Linked DNA regions of Homo sapiens: region 2 is linked to region 1. A link is a loop called in an ENCODE intact Hi-C map of the cell type or tissue named here. Cell type or tissue: gastrocnemius medialis. All regions are shown on one strand. Links, peaks and the distances in the headings refer to the core of each region. The heading gives the core; the rest is flanking DNA. Region 1 overlaps GREB1L (GREB1 like retinoic acid receptor coactivator). Region 2 has its middle 25 kb from the start of LINC01900.

Region 1 (10,554 bases), core at 1,452-9,451:
TTCCATACCATTTCATGTCAGGGGGAACCATAACATTGTCTCATTTAAAGCAAACCATTCTGGAATAGAAATCACTTTACTGATCACATTCACACTGGACGCATGGTATCCCTGACACTGGGTTTCTCCCTGAATGTGTTTTATCTCCCAGAACTGTCTCTATAGAGGTCATAGCTTTACCAGGAAGAGGTCAGGTTTATATTGATGGAATAAGAGTTAAAATGTTTTACTGTATGAGGACTTTTTTTTTTTTTTTTTTTTTTTTTTTTGAGACAGGGTCTCACTCTGTCACCCAGGCTGGAGTACAGTGGTGCAATCTTGGCTCATGGCGACCTCCACCTCCCGGGTTCAAGCGAATCTCCTGCCTCAGCCTCCTGAGTAGCTGCGATTACAGGCACCCACCACCACACCTGGCTAATTTTTGTATTTTTAGTAGAGATGGGGTTTCGCCATATTGGCCAGGCTGGTCTTGAACTCCTGACCTCAAGCGACTGCCCGCCTCAGTCTCCCAAAGTGCTGGGATTATAGGCGTGAGCCACTGCACCTGGCCTATATGAGGATGTTTATTTTCAGATTAGTAGTCAAATCTCACTTTTACTCTTGACCAACCACAGCTAGCCAAACCCACTATAAAATGCTTTTCCATCACATTGCTCCTTCTGATGACTGATGGCTGCAGTTCTCCTGTGCATCAATCAGGCCCTCAAGATGACATTGCAGAAGCACTTAACACAAAAGATGGGGTGATCATTGAGTTCAAGGATAATACAAGGCTTAAGAACAAGGACATCTAATGAAAGCTTCACCTGCCTTCTGGAGGAACTGACTTAAACTTTGTATCCTTCCAAAGGGGTCATCATCAGTATAAGTTAACCACAATACATAACAGGATAATTAGGGGTAAGCACAAAAATAAGATCACATAATAGAAGTAGTGTTGGATTTTACCCAAAAGTAGAGATAGAAGGCACAATCTTGCCATCCTGAAAATGGTGAAGGAGGTTGATAACTTAGAAATAAATGAGTGAGCCGCAATCTACTTGACAATTCAGTCTTGCTTACGATGTGAACATCCCAACATGATCTCATATTTTTACTCCCACACAAATACAGAGTATAAAAAGGACTGATGTGATCCAGTGATTTTGAGAATTTGGGACTTGTTTATTTTTATATATTTTTAAGAGACAGGGTCTCACTCTGTTGCACAGGCTGGAGTGCAGTGGTGGGATCATAGCTCACTGCAGCCTCAAACTCCTGGGCTCAAGCAAACCTCCTGCCTCAGGCTCCCAAGTAGCTGGGACTACAGGCATGAGCCATCACAGCAGCCAGAATATGGGACACTCTTATACGTACTTGTTGCCTGGCAGCTACTCATACCAATTGAGGAAGATGTCACTGCCTTGAGAAGTCGTAACTTGAGGCCCCCTTCGTTTAGGGCACAGTGATTGTCAACTAATGTGCCTCTGAAAGCCCTGCAGGTGATTCTGATGAGCTAGCAGCCAGGTGAAGAACCTCAGGCCTTGACTGTGGTTTTCCAACAGTGGTCCAGAGGGGTAAATTATTTAGGACAGACTGATTTATACTGACTTAGTGACTGGCCCTTCTGAACACATGATTAAGACTCTCTAAGTAGCTTCACTTAATCAGTGTCAACAGAGACCAGGAGAAGACCCAGCAGCCTCACGTGCATTTAGGTCATCTCTGGCAACAGATGTGGGAGACTTAGCATGGTGCTGCTGATTGTCCGCCTTTCCAAATTCTTTTTCTTTTTCTTTCTTTTTTTTTTGAGACAGAGTCTTGCTCTGTCGCCCAGGCTGGAGTGTAGTGGCACAATCTCGGCTCACTACAAGCTCCGCCTCCCGGGTTCACGCCATTCTCCTGCCTCAGCCTCCCGAGTAGCTGGGACCACAGGCGCCCGCCACCATGCCTGGCTAATTTTTTGTATTTTTAGTAGAGACAGGGTTTCACCGTGTTAGCCAGGGTGGTCTTGATCTCCTGACCTTGTGATCCGCCCGCCTCGGCCTCCCAAAGTGCTGGGATTACAGGCATGAGCTACCGTGCCCAGCCTCCAAATTCTTCATCATTAGCAATATTCAAATGGTCTCAAGCCCGTAATTCATGTCTCCATGAATTATACTGTAAGAAGCGTTTCCGGAGTTTTGTTATTCATCCTAGGAATTCCACTGTAATGTAGTCTATGACTATAACATAAAATTGTGAACGTGTATCTATATATGAAACATAAATGTTACAACTTCTAAATTTAGGAGTTTCTATTTTTTGGACAATTTTATTTGTTCCAATTGCTTATTAAGCTAATACAAGATATTTTGTCTGCATTTTGGATTATTCAATTTAGGTTAGCTAACTGAACACAAGAAGAAGATTTACATCTCCAGAACAATTTTTTTTTTTTTTTGAGACAGAGTCTCGCTCTGTCGCCCAGGCTGGAGTGCAGTGGTGCGATCTTGGCTCACTGCAAGCTCCGCCTCCTGGGTTCACACCATTCTCCTGCCTCAGCCTCCTGAGTAGCTGGGAATACAGGCACCCGCCACCACACCTGGCTAATTTTTTTTTTGTATTTTTAGTAAAAACGGGGTTTCACCATGTTAGCCAGGATGGTCTTGATCTCCTGACCTCCTGATCTGTCTGCCTCAGCCTCCCAAAGTGCTGGGATTACAGGCATGAGCCACTGCGCCCAGCCCAGAACAATTTTTGAACACTAAATAATCATCCCCAAATTAGAACTCTTAGAGATTATACAACCCAATTCTCTCATTTTGCAGATGGGAAACCGCAGCCCAGGGTGAAAATGCAAATTCCCCCATGACTATGTGCCTTCTTTTCATAAAATTTGTGCTGAACCAGATTTTCCTTAACCCAATTTAGCTCAGCATTTAATGTATAGGGCGCAGAAACAAGTTGGTCTAACTCAGACATACAGTAGCTAGCTCAGTTCCATACCGACATGTAGGTGGATATTTGATTAAATGCTTTCTAATGGCTAGGCCCCACTGGATTACAGGCCCAGAAAAACCGAGTCAGGCATAAGGTAGGGAGTTAGGTTAGTTGGCTGAGGGTTCTACTCCTCCCACCCTGATGCTTGACAGGAGAGGAAGGGGAGAAGCAGTCAATCACTGGCCGTGCAGAGGGAGCAGTGAGGGACTCAGTCATGCACTAAATTCTTCTGTAGGGCGCCTGGCAAAGTCTCAGTCCAGCCAAAGCCTTGGGGCTGAGGGTCAAAGCAAGTAAAAAGAAACAACAAACTGCTGAGGAATCCACATGCAAGAGGGCTAGGAACAGTTCTGAGTACTGAAGATGAAACAGAATACTTTACCGACTCTAGACATGAGCTCACAGAGAGGCTAGATGAACAGAAAAGAATTAGTGAGTTGAGGATACTTAAAACATTACCCCACAGAGGTCTGAGAGGATAACTTACCTTTTTTTCTCAGAAAACAGATGGCCATGGGCTACATGCATCTTGAACAAGGCCAATAAACATGGGGTCAAATTGGGTCATCTCATTTTTTTGCACCTGCAGTTGGAGAGCATGGAAGACCAACTGCATGCACTAACTGCATGCTATAAAGGGCTGGGCAATCTTTACAAACTGGTTCTAATTAAGAAAGTGAATATGTCCCTTAATTTAGCCTTATCATTGTCATGGAATCACACATGTGATTCTATTAAACTCAGGCCCCTGAGCCACCTATGTAGGATTCCTAGAAAAGAGAAACAAATGGTATTTTAAAGGAGAAATGTCTGTCCATTGCTAACCTTTAATCGCGCCACAAAGTGAGTTGCAACACTGAGTTCGGTGGCCGGGTTCCCAAGGATGATCTCAAACCGATACTGCAGACCCAGTTTGTCGCGCACCTCCTGTAGCCGCTCCTTGGCTAACATCGCCAGCTGCACCGAGGGCACCCTGATAATGAGCATGTGTCCCCTCCCACTTTTGTTTTTGCCTGGGGAGCTGATGAGGTCATCCATAATGCTGAGTGTTTCTGGTGTGCTGTGGTCGCGGAGTGACGCCATGGTGGTGAGAGCCATCAGGGCCTCAGAGTACTGCTGGATGAGAAGATAGCAGCGGACGACCATGCTGTGCAGCCTGGGGTACCTTCAACAGAAAACAAGGCACTAGCACTCAGGCAGCAGGGCCAGCTGGGAGCAGCAAGGCCTGTGCAGTAAGAATGCAGATTAAGCATGGTGGGGAAGGGGCTACTGATCAGTGTGGTGGGGCTTTAGTTCTAGAATGACCTGGGATCCTACATCACTGGAAGGAAAAGGTTGAGCTTCCAAAGCATGTGAATCAACCTGTTGGGATAAGTACAGCACAGTAAAGGGGTTTAGAGATTGTCTAGAAACCTCTTCTCAAAGTATGGTCTACAGACCACCAGCAGCAGCAGCACCTGGGAGCTTGTTAGAAATGCTCAATCTCCCCACCCCAGACCTACTAATCAGAATCTGAAGCTTAACAAGACTCCCAGGGAATTGCATGCACGTTAAATTCTGAGACACGCTGGTCTATTCCATTCATTGCCAGCATAGTCATCATGGATAATTCCTGGATCCTCACCTCTTGCTGGTGGTATTGGGTTAGAATGGCAGCACTGTCCACTTATTTCTCTGATATATAAGATTACAATACAGGAAACTGAGGCATTAATGTAATATCTGTCGAGTATTAGACATAAAAAGGGTAATTATTACTACTAATCTGAGGTCAGCCTCACAGATAGCAATTTCTATCTTTCCATAAACTGTTCCTTGGTGCTGGAGAAACTTGGAGCTGACTGGAGAAATAGCACCCCCTAGTGTTGTAGCCTCATCACCTGAGACCTGGCTCCGTCAAGGGAGCCAAGCAAATCTGAGCCTGGTAGCAGCAGCAGCCTTTGGTACCATTTTCCCCTAAGCCTGGACTGCCAGGGAAGAGGATCCCTTTGTTAAAATCGGCAGTTTTTACAATTATAGGAGGTAGAAAACAAATCTCTCCTTTTGGTGCTACGCCTCAGCCAGGCCTGATGACAAAATGAGTACGAATGGGCAAAGAGGACCCAGTTACAGGCATGAAGAGCTGCTAGTCAAGAAAGCAGGTGCTTGGCTACCCTGAGCACACTGCCCAGCAGTACTTCTGCTGCTGAATAAAAATAAAATTTTTTAAAAAAGAAAGTAGGCTGGGCGCGGTGGCTCATGCCTATAATCCCAGCACTTTGGGAGGACGAGGTGGGTGGATCACTTGAGATCAGGAGTTCGAGACCAGCCTAGCCAACATGGTGAAACCCCATCTCTACTAAAAATATAAAAATTAGCTGGGTGTGGTGGCGGGCGCCTGTAATCCCAGCTACTTGGGAGGCTGAGGCAGGACAATCACTTGAACCTGGGAGGTGGAGGTTACAGTGAGCCGAGATCATGCCATTGCACTCCAGCCTGGGCGACGGAGTGAGAGTCTGTCTTAAAAATATAAAAAAGAGAAAAAGAAAGAAAGTAGGTGCTGGCAAAGTGGGCTCTGGGTCCAAGGTTGGCCAATGCTCTCATGGAGCCTGGTAGAATAAGGCTGGGGCTGTGCACTTTCTTTCTGGTTGCCATTTGGTAGCAATGCAGCCACCAGCAGCTGGGTAGGCTAATGGGGGATTTCACCTTTGTTCCATTCTATAATTCTACTTAAAATACAACAAGTGGTCCACTGGCCTTGCACAGAAAACCTCCAGGTCAAAGAAATGCCAATGACAGCTATCAAATGAATAACACATGAACACTTTTGAGGTGTTTTAGAACTGGAAAGGACCAAGATGCCCTGTATATGAACAACTCTGCCTTTTCTTTTTCTTTTTTCGAGACAGAGTCCCGCTCTGTCACCCAGGCTGGAGTGCAGTAGTGCAATCTTGGCTCACTGCAACCTTCGCTTCCCGGGTTCAAGCAATTCTCCTGCCTCAGCCTCCTGAGTAGCTGGGATTACAGGCATGCGCCCAGCTAATTTTGTATTTTTAGTAGAGACAGGGTTTCTCCATGTTGATCAGGCTGGTCTCAAACTCCTGACCTCAGGTGATCCGCCCACCTCAGCCTCCCAAAGTGCTGGGATTACAGGTGTAAGCCACTGCACCCGGTCTTTTTTTTTTTTGAGATGGAGTCTCACTCTGTCGCTCGGACTGGAGTGCAATGGCGCAATCTCAGCTCACTGCAACCTCCGCCTCCCAGGTTCAAGTGATTCTCCTGCCTCAACCTCCCAAGTACCTGGGATTACAGGTGCCCGCCACCACGCCTGGCTAATTTTTTTTTTTTTTTGTATTTTTAGTAGAGACAGGGTTTTACCACGTTGGCCAGGCTGGTCTCGAACTCCTGACCTCAGGTGATCCACCCACCTTGGCCTCCCAAAGTGGTGGGATTACAGGCATGAGCCACCGCGCCCAGCCCACTCTGCCTTTTCATAGAAAGAGAATGAGTTCAGGGGCAGAGAGAAGTTCAGCTGCTTGTCCCAGTTCATACAACTGATCAGAGACAAAGCTAGCTCTAGATTTTATCCAGCCTCTAGCAAGGTCTTCACACATTGCAAGGATTTAGCTGGCTGGGTAGAAATGAAGAAATCCTTCAGTTCAATAAATCCTGGGCTGGTCCCTTCAGGTATTCAGTAAGTCATAGCTACTATTAGGCTGGGGTGACTGGGTTGGAGGAAATAAGTATAGATAATCTATGTTTCAAGCTTAATGCTTTTTGCTGGGCCACGTAGAAAAGCCAAAGTTAGAATAAATGGTAACTTTGATATCTGGCATTTCTGTTTCATACTCTGGAAGAATCATGAAGTCAGAAGTGCACAGTTTCTCCAATCTGTCATGCTTGCATTAAACTATACTTACAACTTTTGTAGCACAAAACTACAATAGAAAGTTGATGAGATCATCATTTAAAATAAAAGTTAGGAAACTCTGAATGATGTTACCAGAAAAAGAAGATGCATTTCAAGCTGGTGGATGTAACAGGTGGGTAGGAATGCTTAAAGGGGGTACTCATGGAATGATTTTGGAAAATTAAGACTACATGTGCTGTGAAAGGATTAATGTCACAGTGTCAGTTAAGACTTTCCAAATCCAACAGCTGCAAAAATATCAAACCGTACTTGAGCCTGTGCTCTTTCCGGATGCAGTATTATAATCTACTGAATAGGATGCATCCATAGGTCCTCATTTTAATTTCCTTTTCTTTTTTCTTAGCAAAATTATGGACAGGTTTGTTAAATAGCTGTTAAATAATATGATCAATTAAAGCCATTCTAAGAACTATAGCTACTAAAAATTAGAATTTGCCCCATAAAATAAAGCCCAATCGCCCCAACATTGGATGATCAAACAGAATATTGTGGAGGGCAGAAAGGGACCTTTATTAGGTTAGGTAAATTCTAATGTCTCTACCTACCTCTGAATCTATGATTCAAGGTCACAGAGGGAAAAAAACTCTTTCAGAGTTTAATCTGAAAATGGGGATTTTTTTTTTCTTTTTTTAGAAAAGGGAAGAAAAGACAGCAGTTATGTTCCTTAATCCCTAAGGCCAGGGACTGGAGGAGGAGCCCCAAGAACTGAATTCACCTCAATTATCTGATTGCTCTTTAATTTCTTCCAGTGTATACTTCAAATCTCTCATAGTAAAGTTTAGTTTTTACTGAATCATCTTAGGGTCCTTGCCTGTGGTGGACAGGGGAGAAAAGAGGGAAAAATGTCAAAGTCTGAGGTGTAGGGTAGGAGAGGCCGGAGCTCAGAGAAGTGGGACTTTTTTTTTTTTTTTTTGAGACGGAGTCTCGCTCTGTCACCCAGGCTGGAGTGCAGTGGCGTGGTCTCGGCTCACTGCAAGCTCCACCTCCCGGGTTCACACCATTCTCCTGCCTCAGCCTCCCAAGTAGCTGGGACTACAGGCATCTGCCACCACGCCTGGCTAATTTTTCGTATTTTTAGTAGAGATGGGGTTTCACCGTGTTAGCCAGGGTGGTCTCGATCTCCTGATGTCATGGTCCGCCCGCCTCGGCCTCCCAAAGTGCTGGGATTACAGGCGTGGGCCACCGCGCCCAGCCAGAAGCGGGTCTTGAATAAGCAAATCCCTCTCTGCCCTATCCATCTCCTGATGATAGCAGTGAAGCATGACCGGGAGCTGACTCAGCATGAAAAGTAGTGCAATGGCCCACTTTGGTTGTATTTTCCTTTATTGATCTTGGATGATCACATAAAACAATAGTAGGGCATCTTAGGAAAGGCTGTTTTAATTTGGCCTTTGCACGTCATCTGCAAGGGCTCCATCAAACACCCCGTAGCACTGACACAAAAGGCTTTTGGCTATTTTAGATCTGCAAGTACAGCTAGAGAGAAGAGCAGAAGGCCTTATTTACTATTTACCTCTCCAAGAGTGTGTTCACCATTTTTTCAAAAGTCTCGTCACATCTCAGAAGTGGGCTCGTGATCCCCCACTGCAGAGACTTGCTGTACTCACTCAAGCCAAAGTACAGCTTCTCCTCGCAGCCCACGTCCTCCTGGTTCAAAATACAGAGCAAAAACCCAATGAGGACAGGATACAGTGTGTCTTGTTTTCCAGAAAGTGGGGTTTACAGAAATGACCGCTGTAAGAGGTTATTTCCTGACAAGTAAGAAAAAATACTGTTTCATTATGTAACCCGACACCAACTCTGCAGTCATCTCTGAGGCACTAAGTGAAACTTCTTTTAATTTCAAAGGAACTGAATATGTGATTAGTGGAAAGTTGACACACTTCCTTCAGGCACATGGTTTGTTTTCTTTTTTTTTTGTTGGGATACACAAGGTCAGACAGCCTCAATTCTCAGCCTTTTTCCCTGCTGGAAGTAGTTCTCTATACAGATAAATAGGCTTTCCTCAGAACGCTCTAGAGATTGACAAACTCCTCTGTTACAGAAACCTTAACTTTTCTGACATCATTTCATAATGATAACTCATAAAAGCTTATCTTTGCAAACAAATTTTACTTTAAAAATGGAATATATGCTTTCCTTTAACAGGATCCACAGTATTTAACGTAGCCCCCTCTTGATGAGTCAGTCATCACTATGAAAATGAATAGCTATTTTAGGATGTGACATAAGGATGCCCTCAGAGGATCTTGAGAAGTGTGACAAGTTGCTTATCCTTAAACTCAGAAGCTCTACGATATTAAATAAGCTTTTTGAGTTCATGAATCTGTTTTTGTTTGTAGCTTTCTTTTGCATCTTTTCTACATTAGTTTTTTACAGTCACTGCTTGCTGTCATGTTGCCTGTGCCATTTGGTCTCACTTTTGTTATTTTATTTTATTTTTGAGACCAAGTTTTGCTCTTGTTGCCCAGGCTGGAGTGCAATGGTGCGATCTTGGCTCACTGCAACCTCTGCCTCCCGGTTTCAAGCGATTCTCCTGCCTCAGCCTCCCGAGTGGCTGGGATTACAGGCACCCACCACCACGCCCAGCTAATTTCTTTTTTTGCATTTTTAGGAGAGACGGGGTTTCGCCACGTTGGCCAGGCTGGTCTCAAATTCCTGGACTCAGGTGATCCGCCCGCCTTGGCCTCCCAAAGTGCTGGGATTACAGGCGTAAGCTACTGCGCCTGGCCCACTTTTGTTATTTATTATGTGTTGACATTTTTATTTAAGTGCTCTCCAACTCATAAAGGAAATAAGGCAGCTTTAAAAAATGTAATAAGATAAAGGCTGGGCGCAGTGGCTCACGCCCGTAAACCCAGCACTTTTTTTTGAGACCAGCCTGGCCAATATGGTGAAACCCCATCTCTACCGAAAATACAAAAATTAGCCAGGCGTGGTGGCGGGTGCCTACAGACCCAGCTACTCAGGAGGCTGAGGCAGAAGAATACCTTGAACCCGGAGGTGGAGGTTGCAGTGAGCCGAGATTGTGCCACTGCACTCCAGCCTGGGCGACAGAGTGAAACTCCATCTCAAAAAAAAAAAAAATTATATATATATATGTATGTATGTATTAAGATAAAAATAAATTAAGCAATCAGAGGAAGAAAAAGCAAGGGTAAGAGAAGGAAGATTGGGCCAGGGATAAAGTAAGTATTCCCTAAAATGCATGCCAGCAGCTGCTGCACATTTGGTTAGAAGTGGGCTACAAATTTGGTAGCCCAAATTCTGAGCTTTTTTTTTTTCTTTTTTTTTGAGGAGTCTCACTCTGTCACCCAGGCTGGAGTGCAGTGGCATGATCTCGGCTCACTGCAATCTCTGCCTCCTGGGTTCAAGCCATTCTCCTGCCTCAGCCTCCCAAGCAGCTGGGACTACAGGCATGTACCACCACACCCAGCTAATTTTTGTATTTTTAGTAGAGATTAGATTTCACCATGTTAGCAGGCTGGTGTCGAATTCCTGATCTCAGGTGATCAACCTGCCTCGGCCTCCCAAAGTGCTGGGATTACAGACATGAGCCAATGTGCCCGGCTGGTTCTGAGCTTTTCAGTAACCATCTAAAGAGAAACAACTGTATGATTTATAAGGTCCATAAGATAAAAATAAAGCATGTTTTAACTGGCAGCTTTTAATTTTTTGAGGTCCCC
Region 2 (10,554 bases), core at 1,350-9,349, 470 kb before region 1:
ATTTATTTATTTGAGACAGGGTCTTGTTCTGTCAGGCTGGAGTGGAGTGACACCATTTCAGCTCACTGCAACCTCTGCTCCGCCCACCCAGGCTCAACCTCTGCTCCACCAACCCAGGTTCAGCCTCCCAAGTAGCTGGGACCACTGGCACGCGCCACCACGCCTGGCTATTTTTTTGCATTTTGGTAGAGACAGGGGTCTCACCATGTTGGCCAGACTGGTCTCGAACTCCTGAGCTCAAGCAATCCGCCCACCTCAGCCTCCTAAGGTGCTGGGATTACAGGCGTGAGCCACTGCTTTTAAGTAAGAAAAAGACTATTTTAAAAATAACCAAAAAAAGAAAATATTTCATACTCTTGACGAAAACATTGTGACTTGTCCAAGGCCATTTAAGGCGGGAGGGGGATGAGAATCTGGCCTCCTTGTTCCCAATCTTAAGCACTTTGCTACTATTTAACTCAATAGTTTAATTTATTGAAAATTCTAAGAAATAGTTACATTCTCGGAGCTGCATGGGTGGAGATTTTATTTTTTTTCAGTGCAGAGAAGCCAGTCAAGTACCTGTCCTGGACCAGGCACAGTGGCTCATGCCTGTAATCCTAACACTTTGGGAGGCCAGGAGTTCAAGAGCCCAGGAGTTCAAAACCAGCCTGGGCAACACAGTGACACCTTGTCCCTATTTTCCAAAAAATAGAAGTGACCCTGGGAAAAGGAGAGAGAATGGGCCGAATCCAGTGGGTCTGAGAGGTGAACGCATGCTGTAATATCAACCACATGTCCTTCACCCATCTGATAGGGACCCACACTTCTCACTGCAAGCTTTCTACTAAAACTTACCATATGCTGGAGGAATGTTTGTTTCACCACATGGACTGGCCATAGAGGCTGAGAGCTTTAAGTTACCGCACAGTCAGACGCAGTTAATCTGTGCCTTCATTATCTGTGTGTCTGGCTATCTAAAAACGCCCCTGGCATGGAGCTGTAACTTGTGACTGACTTGCTAATTTGAAATATAGATGTGTGCCTCCCTCCGGGGCCCTCCCTGCACTCGCATACTTCCATGTGCATTCAAGTGCAGTCAGCAAATGGATTGCATGTATTACCAACCCTGCCTGCCCTTCAGTAATTCCTGTGGCTGCGCTGCTGATTGTAGTTGGAGGATCACGCTACAGTGGAACGTCACAGAGAAGCTTGCAGAAGGGGGAAAGGGGTGGGGAAGGTGGAGGTGGAGAAGGGTTGGAAAGGGGAAATGAGAAGTATGTGAAAATTCAATTGCTGTGTGCTTCAGCTGACAACTCTTGCTGCCTGGGCGATGGGCTGAATGTTGGTTTTAGAGTGGGCTGGTTTGGAAGCAAATCTCAGCTTTGCCGCTTGCTGCATGAGTGAACCTGGGCAAGTCATTTCTATATGAGTCTCCATTTCCTGACCTTTAAGAATGGGAATAAGTTTTCCTGTATAATTTTTGCAAGGATTAAATGAGAAGATACAGAAAATGCCTTGCACATGGTAGACTCTCGGTCAATGTCAGTTTTCCTTCTTTCCTTCTGTCCTTCTTTCCTCTCCTATTGAAACTGAGGTGTTTTCCACACACAATGCTGGCATGAATTCATGTGCCCAGTAAAAGGAGAGATGACAGACGGACAGATACAATCTTCAGGAACACTGATTGCCTGGCTTTTAATGTTTTAGTGAGCTACTCACCCAAAAGATAATCTAGTGATGTTTGTGGCTGAATGTGTCATGTACATATTTTTTATAGAAACAAAGTCTCACTATGTTGTCCAGTCTGGTCTCAAACTCCTGAGCTCAAGTGATCCTCCTGTCTCAGCTTCCCAAGTAACTGGGATTCCAGACACGTGCCACTGCACCCTCGTATACCTTGAATGGACATCTCAAGGTCTGGCTACTTCTGTGCACATAAATTTAGAAGGTACCACCTCCAGAGATCTTTAGAATCAGCAAGTTTTTTTTTTAATCCCAACAGTATATTTTTAGAATGTCCTTGGCAAATAGGGCCTGTCTAGGTATAGGATGTTCAAATATTGCCCTATTATTTCAGGAGTCAAGGACACTTAGATGAGGAATGAGGCACTTCCCTGGATGAAGGGACAGTGCTGGCTCCTTGTTGCTCTGTGGCTCTGAGCGGGGAAGTTGGCCAGCTGGACCAAGAGCGGTGGCCAAAAGCCAGAGGAGGAACCTGGGCTGTCAGCCCATCCCTAGACATGAGGACATGGGAATTCAAAGGCTTTCTCCTCTAAGGAGCTGAGGACAATAAAGACCCCAACTGAAACAGACGTATGCCTCTTTTCATCTACTTCTGCCAACTCATTCCCTAAATCACCAGAAAATAAAAATAACACTATTTATCAGGCACTTAACTACATACTAGAAATATGAATTAACTCGTTCAATACTCAACACAATCCTATGAGGTAGGAAATATTGTACCCATTTTACAGATGAGAAAATTGAGGCTCAATGAAGTTAATTAACTTGCCCATGTTTCCCCAGCAGCAGGCAGTGAGCCAGGAATTGAATTCAAGTTTGACAAGTGATGCCACTTTCCAGATCAGAGGCGTTTCCTCAGTTCCTTGGAGGCTGGCTTTATACCTGTTTCAGAAGTTCATTGTATTTCCCTGGCATCTCCTTTTCCTTCAGCTAAGAAAACACCCAGGCTGGTTTTGAAGTAGTATCAATACCTGGACCTAAACCAGAAATGACTACTTTGTCTGAGCTTAGAAATTTTGGCAATCTTGTTCCATTTTGCAAACATTCATGCCGTGTTTAAATACCTGCATTTCATCCTGTTTCTTTTTACTTCGCTAATCTCACAGAGCTGCTTCCTGGGCCCCTGTCTGCTCTATATTCATTTATTTGTTTGAACACCCACTGCGGGTCTGCTGTGAGTCAGGCACTGTGTGCTTTCCCAGAAAGACAAATGTTGATAAGTACCCACCCTCAAGGTGCCCCCAGTCTAGTGGGAGAGACGGACATGCAAACAGTTTCAGTGGAGTTTTGTGACCATGACTCATTTATCTTTTGAGACCGAGTTTCACTCTTGTTGCCCAGGCTGGAGTGCAATGGCGCGATCTCAGTTCACTGCAACCTCAGCCTCCTGGGTTCAAGCGATTCTCCTGCCTCAGCCTCCCAAGTAGCCGGGATTACAGGCATGCTCCACCATGCCCAGCTAATTTTGTATTTTTAGTAGAGACAGGGTTTCACTATGTTGGTCAGGCTGGTTTCAAACTCCTGACCACAGGTGATCCACCCACTTCAGCCTCCCGAAGTGCTGGGATTACAGTCATGAGCCACCGCGCCCGGCCTGTGACCATGATAATACACTATGGCCAAAGCTGGAGGATCAGTAATGACATCAGCTGGGAAGCACTGGCGAGTGGTTCACATTTCAGTTGGTTCTTAAAGGTTGAAAAGGAGATGGCCAGGCATCAAAGTAGGAAGTGAGTAGGATAACAATAAGGTGTTCCGGGGCCGGGGGTATTTCGGGAATGTCAGTGTGTCTTTGCCAGGTGGGGAAAAGAGATGTATGGGTGATGGGGGAGGAGTTAGGAGAAGAAGTCTAAGCCAAGTATGGCAAGCCTCGTGTGCCTTGCCCAGGAGTTTAGACTCTAGACTGGGGGGCAGGAGGCGCTAGGGAGGTTTTACAAGGGGCTTGACAGAGTCTTCTTTTAGGAAGATCCCTTTGGCAGCAGTGAGAGTGTTTGCCAAGACAGCCCAGTGACAGGGAAACCAATGACACAGCTATGCAACGTGAGCTTGATTAAAAGAATGGAGATGGCTGGGCATGGTGGCTCACACCTGTCATTGCAGCACTTTGGGAGGCCGAGGCGGGAGGATCACTTGAGCCCAGGAGTATGAAACCAGCCTGGGCAACAAAGTGAGACACCGTCTGTACCGAAAATAAAAAAATTAGTCAGACATGCGGCATGCACCCATGGTCCCAGGTACTCAGGACACTGAAGCAGGAAGATCACTTGAACCCAGGAGGTCAAGGCTGCAGTGAGCAGTGATTGTACCACTGCACTCCAGCCTGGGTGACAGAGTGAGATCCTGTGACAAAAAAAAAAAAGGAATAGAGATGAGAGCCACATTTGAAGACATTTCTGAGTTGGCAATGACAGGGCAGATGGTAGCCTGAATGCAAAAATTCTGGAGCTGAGTTCAGGCCAACTCCAAGGTGTCTTACTTGGGAGTTTGGAGGATGGTGACAATATTAAGTGAAATGAGGCAGATTATAGGAAGAACAGGTTTGGAGGATTAGAGGATGGGGTAAGTGGTGTGAAATATTTTTTTTAAATATAAGTATTAATTCCTGGATCCTATTCCCAGAGATTCTGGTTTAATTTGGCTGGGATGTAGCCTGGACATCAACTTTTTTTTTTTAATCTGTGTAGGTGATTCTAATGAAAACCCAAGGTGAGAACCAGTGTTATGAAGGGATAAGATAAGAATATTAAAACAGATTCCAGAAACACGACAATTTAAAAGGCAGGAAGAATAGCCCAAGTATCCATTAATCAGTATTAATTAGATTAACTACATGATTCAAAACTCAGCCCAGGTTTCAGGTAAGATGGGGCTGAGTTTTGAGTCATGTAGTTATGACCCTATCCCCCCACCGGATGAAGCGATAAACCTGGACAGAATGCACGGCACAATGACTTGGATACTGTGAGCATCTAGTAGCAGATAGACCAGAAAGGAAGACCAGACTTTAAAGTACCTCTGAATGGGTGGTGAGTCTACTGTATTTTTCGCTTCAGTGTTGCCCAGACTAGGTGTAAGGTAGTGTGGAACCTGGACATGGGCGTCTGCATGAATGGAGAGAAGTCCAAGAGAAACCCTCTGGTTCTGGCTCAAGGGCGTGGTCTCCTAATGCTCAAAGGAGAGGGAGAAATCCCCCATTTCTTTTTTGTTTTTCTTCAGGTTGGAGGACTGAAAAGGGGAGCCCAGGACTCAGAAAGTACTAGGGACATTATAGAGAGGGAGGTATTAGGGAAAGGGACTTGATAAAGTTGTTTAAGAATCCCTGGGTTTATCCACAAGTGGAACATTCATGAATCTGACCCTAAACAGTATATCAAAAGCTTTGAGATACAACTGTAAACTATGAGGTGAACCATGTCCCACCTCCTAGACTGCCTAGACTGGCCACCAGGTGGCGCACATGCAGGACTGCTCTGAATAGCAGTGCGTGTTAGTGGAACATTGAAACCACACACCACTGAAGGATGATCAGAACTTACAACTTGAACCCAACCATACCTATAACCCACTAACGTTAAAAAACAGAATAAAATGTTTTCCATAGAATTTTAAACAAGACCCAGAGACTCATAACATTCAAAATGTCCAGAGTACAATACAAAATTTCTCACTCTGTGAAGAACTAGGAAAATCTCAACTAACATGCTGAGATAACACAGATGTTGGAATTAGCTGACAAAGACTTTATTTTTGTTTGTTTTTGTTTTTATTTTATTTTATTTTAAGTACTGGGATACCTGTGCAAGACGTGCAGGTTTGTTACACAGGTAAATATGTGCGATGGTGATTTGCTGCACCTATCAACTCATTACCTAGGTATTAAGCCCTGCATGTATTAGCTATTTATCCTGATGCTCTCCCTCTTCCCACCCCTATCCCCGACAGGCCCCAGTGTGTGTTGTTCCCCTCCCTGTGTCCATGTATTCTCATTGTTCAGCTCCTACTTACAAGTGACAATATGCGGTGTTTGCTTTTCTGTTCCTGTGTTAATTTGCTGAAGATAATGGCTTCCAGCTCCATCCATGTCCCTGCAAAGGACATGACCTAGTTCTTTTTTATGGCTGCATAGTATTCCATCGTGTATATGTACCACATTTTCATTATCCAGTCTAACATTGATGGGCTTTTGGGTTGATACCATGTCTTTGCTATTGTGAATAGTGCTGCAATGAACATACATGTGCATGTATCTTTATAATAGAATTATTTATATTCCTTTGGGTATATGCCCAGATCTTTGAGGAATTGCCACACTGTCTTCCACAATGGTTGAACTAATTTACCTTTCCACCAACAGTGTAAAAGTGTTCCTACTTCACAGCCTCACCAGCATCTGTTGTTGCTTGACTTTTTAATAATCGCCATTCTGACTGGTGTGAGATGGTATCTCACTGTGGTTTTGATTTGCATTTCTCTAATGATCAGTGATGCTGAGCTTTTTTTAATACGTTGGCTACATAAATGTCTTCTTTTGAGAAGTGTCTGTTCATGTCCTTTGCACATGTTTTAATTTTTTTTTCTTGTAAATTTGTTTAAGTTCCTTGTAGATTCTGGATATTAGACCTTTGTCAAATGGATAGATTGCAAAACTTTTCTCCCATTCTGTAGGTTGTATGTTTGCACTGATGATAGTTTCTTTTGCTATGCAAAAGTTCATTAGTTTAATTAAATCCCATTTGTCAATTTTTGCTTTTGTTGCGATTGCTTTTGGTGTTTTGTCATAAAATCTTTGCCCGTGCCTATGTCCTGAATGGTAGTGGCCAGATTTTCTTCTAGGGCTTTTGTAGTTTTGGGTTTACATTTAAGTCTTTAATCCATCTTGAGTTTAAATTTTTGTACAAGATATAAGGAAGGGGTCCAGTTTCAATTTTCTGCATAAGGCTAGCCAGTTTTTCCAGCACCATTTATTAAATAGGGAGCCCTTTTCCCATTGCTTGTTTTTGTCAGGTTTGTCAAAGATCAGATGGTTGTAGATGTGTGGACTCATTTCTGAGATCTCTATTCTGTTTCATTGGTCTGTATGTCTGTTATTGTAACAGTACCATGCTGTTTTGTTTAATGTAGCCTTGTAGTGTAGTTTGAAGTCAGGTAGCGTAATGCCTCCAACTTTGTTCTTTTTGTTTAGGATTGTCTTGGCTATACGGGCTCTTTTTTGGTTTCATATAAATTTTAAAGTAGTTTTTTTTTTTACTAATTCTGTGAAGAATGTCAATAGTAGTTTAATATGAATAGCATTGAATCTATAAATTACTTTGGGCAGTAAGAATCACAATATTGATTCTTCCTATCCACGAGCATGAAATGATTTTCCATTTGTTTGTGTCCTCTGATTTCCTTAAACAAAGGTTTATTGTTCTTGAAGAGGTCCTCCACTTCCCTTGTTAGCTGTATTCCTAGGTATTTTTTTTTGTAGCAGTTGTGAATGGAAGTTCATTCATGATTTGACTCTCTGATTGTCTATTGTTAGTGTATAGGAATGCTTGTGATTTTTGCACATTGATTTTGTATCCTGAGACTTTGCTAAATTTGCTTATCAGCTTAAGGAGCTTTTGGGCTGAGACGATGGGGTTTTCTAAATACGGGAGCATGTCGTCTGCAAACAGAGACCGTTTGGCTTCCTCTCTTCCTATTTGAGTACACTTTATTTCTTTCTCTTGCCTGATTACCCTGGCCAGAAATTCCAATACTATGTTGAATAGGAGTGGTGAGAGAGGGCATCCTTGTCTTGTGCCAGTTTTCAAGGGGAATGCTTCTAGCTTTTGCCATTCAGTATGATATTGGCTGTGGGCTTGTCATAAATGGCTCTTATTATTTTGAGATATGCTCCACCTATACTTAATTTATTGAGAGTTTTCAACACGAAGGGATATTGAATTTTATCAAAGGCCTTTTCTGAGTCTATTGAGATAATCATGCCTCAATACAGATATAATTTTGTCTTTAGTTCTGTTTATGTGATGAATTATATTTTTTCATTTGCATATGTTGATCCAGCCTTGCATCCCAGGAAAGAAGTCGACTTGATGGTGATGGGTAAACTTTTTGATGTGCTGCTGGATTTGCTTTGCCAGTATTTTATTGAGGCTTTTCACATCAATGTTCATCAGGGATATTGGCCTGAAGTTTTGGTTTTTTTTGTTGTATCCCTGCCAGGTTTTGGTATCAGGATGATGCTGGCCTCATAAAATGAATTAGGAAGAACTCTCTCCTTTTCGATTGTTTGGAATCATTTCAGAAGAAATGGTACCAGCTCCTCTTTGCACCTCTGGTAGAATTCAGCTGTAAATCTATCTGGTCCTGGCTTTTTTTGATTGGTAGGCTATGTATTACTGCCTCGATTTCAGAACTTGTTATTGGTCTATTCAGGGATTCAACTTCTTCCTGGTTTAGTCTTGGGAGGGTGTATATTTTCGGGAATTTATTCATTTCTTCTAGATTTTCTAGTTTATTTGCATAGATATATTTATAGTATTCTCTGATGGTTGTTTGTATTTCTGTGGGATCAGTGGTGATATTCCCTTTATCATTTTTTATTGTGGCTGACAAAGACTTAAAAGCAACTGTTACAAAAATGCTCCAACAAGTAAGGGCTAACTTCCTTTAAATAAATGGAAAAATAGATAGTCCCAACAAAGAAATAGAAAATATAAAGAAAAGCCAAATGAAAGTGTTCGAACTGAAAAATATAATAACTGAAATGTAAAAACTCACTGAGGGGCTGAATGGCAGAATGGAGATGACAGAGGAAAGAGTCAGTGAGCTTGAAGACAGATCAATAAAAACTCCCCAATCTAAACAACAGGAAGAATAAAGATGGTTTACCACGAACTTCACTATATGGAACAAAAAGACAAGAAAATAAACAAACAACCAAAAAAAAAAAAAGGAAGAAAGGATAAAGATGGACAAGTTGGGGAGAGAATGGACAAGCCTCAGGGAACTGGGCAACGACAACAAAAGGCTGACCATTTGTGTTCTCAGAGTGCTAGGAGAAGTGAGTAAAGAGTGCAGTGCAGAAAAAAAAATTGAAGAAATAATGACTGGAAATTTCTCAACTTTGGTGAAACACAGGAAACCTACAGATTTGAGAAGCTCAGCAAACCCCAAAGAGGCTAAACACCCCCAAAATCCATGTCCCCCAATATTATCATCAAACTACTTAAAACTAAAGACAAAATTGAAATATCAAAAGAAACCAGAGGGCCGGGCACGGTAGCTAACACCTGTAATTCCCAGCGCTTTGGGAGGCCGAGGCTGGCGGATTGCTTGAGGTCAGAAGTTTAAGACCAGCCTGGCCAACATGGTGAAACCCCATCTCTACTAAAAATACAAAAATTAGCCAGGCATGGTGGCGCACACCTGTAGTCCCAGCTGTTCAGGAGGCTGAGGCAGAAGAATCACTTGAACCCGGGAGGCAGAGGTTACAGTGAGCTGAGATCATGCCACTGCACTCCAGCTGGGTGACAGAGTGAAACTCCATCTCAAAAAAAAAAAAGAAAAAAGAAAGAAAGAAAAGAAAAGAAACCAGAGAAAAATGACATGTTATTTATAGAGGAACAATAACTCAAATAACTTGGAGATATCCCACAGAAATCATGGAGTTCAGAAGAAAGAAGAAGAGCATTTTTTAAATGCTGAAAGAAAACTATCAACTCAGAATTTCATATTCAGTGAAGATATACTTCAGGAATACAAGGTTAAGTAAAGACCATCTCAGAACAAAGAAAATGGAATTTTGTTGCCAGCAGAGCTGCTCTAAAAGTACATTCTTCAAAAAGAAGGGAAATGATACCAGAAGGAACTTGGGATACCAGGAATAAAGGAAGAGCAATAGAAGTGGTAAATATAGATGAATGTAATAGACTATTTTTCTTCTCTCAGTTTCTTAAAAATATGCTTGATGGGCCTTGTGTGGTGGCTCACGCCTGTAACCCCAGCACTTTAGGAGGCCGAGGCAGGGAAATCACTCGAGGCCAAGAGTTGGGACCAGCCTGCCCAACATAGTGAAACCCCATCTCTACTAAAACTACAAAAATTAGCTGGGCGTGGTAGTGCACACCTGTAGTCCCAGCTACTCAGGAGGCTGAGGTGGGAAGATTACTTGAGCCCAAGAGGCAGAGGTTGCAGTGAGCTGAGACTGTGCCACTGCATTCCAGCCTGGGCGACAGAGCAAGACCCTGTCTGAAAATATAGATATAGATATAGATAGATACATATAGATATAGATTAGATATAGATATACATAAAGGCTTGATGGTTGAAAACCAAAAGTATAACATCGTTTGGTACAATGTATATAGGTGTAACACATACGATAATGACAAAATGAGCCGGGGGGGAAATGAAGGGCCCTATATGATGGTAAAGTTTCTGCATTCTACTCGAAGTGGTAAAATGTCATGAAAAGGTAGCTTCTACTTGGGGGCAATAAAAGTTAAAAAATGTCATGAAAAGGTAAGGATGTATTTTGTAATCTCTAGAGCAATCACTAAAAATATTATACAAAGAGATACAGTAAAACATACACATACACACAAAATAAATAGAATACTACAAAATATTCAAATGACCATAAAGAAGGCACTATATGGGAAACTGAGGAACAAAAAACAGAGGAAACAGAAAACAAATAATAAACTGGTAGGCTTAAATCCACACATAAATAATCACATTAAGTGTAAATAGACTGAACAAATTAATTGAAAGAGATTGGCAGAATGGACTTTTTAAATGACCAAACTATACGCTGTTTTACAAAAAAACTAGCTT

The links. Hi-C counts contacts between places; a loop is a spot of excess contacts. Peaks named below come from ENCODE experiments on the same cell type or tissue, not always from the same donor. Only the 100,000 strongest peaks of a DNase experiment are listed, where the experiment ranks them.
Region 2: a loop joins it to region 1, with 11 times the contacts of the local background. A loop is called at or near these places in 27 of 110 quality-filtered maps.

Annotation. Positions count from the first base shown.
Region 1 is chr18:21,483,581-21,494,134 of GRCh38, reverse strand. GREB1L (GREB1 like retinoic acid receptor coactivator) reads right to left here. Exons shown (of 33, transcript NM_001142966.3): 18 at 8,382-8,515; 19 at 3,784-4,123. Among named protein-coding and RNA genes, the nearest start is that of GREB1L-AS1, 38 kb to the right of the region's middle. In gastrocnemius medialis, for the core only: a CTCF peak has its summit at 4,818 (motif pointing left); no DNase peak of the experiment used is centred there; H3K27ac peaks cover 4,225 bases.
Region 2 is chr18:21,950,855-21,961,408 of GRCh38, reverse strand. No RefSeq gene overlaps it. Among named protein-coding and RNA genes, the nearest start is that of LINC01900, 25 kb to the left of the region's middle. In gastrocnemius medialis, for the core only: a CTCF peak has its summit at 5,176 (motif pointing right); a DNase peak (open chromatin) is centred at 5,178.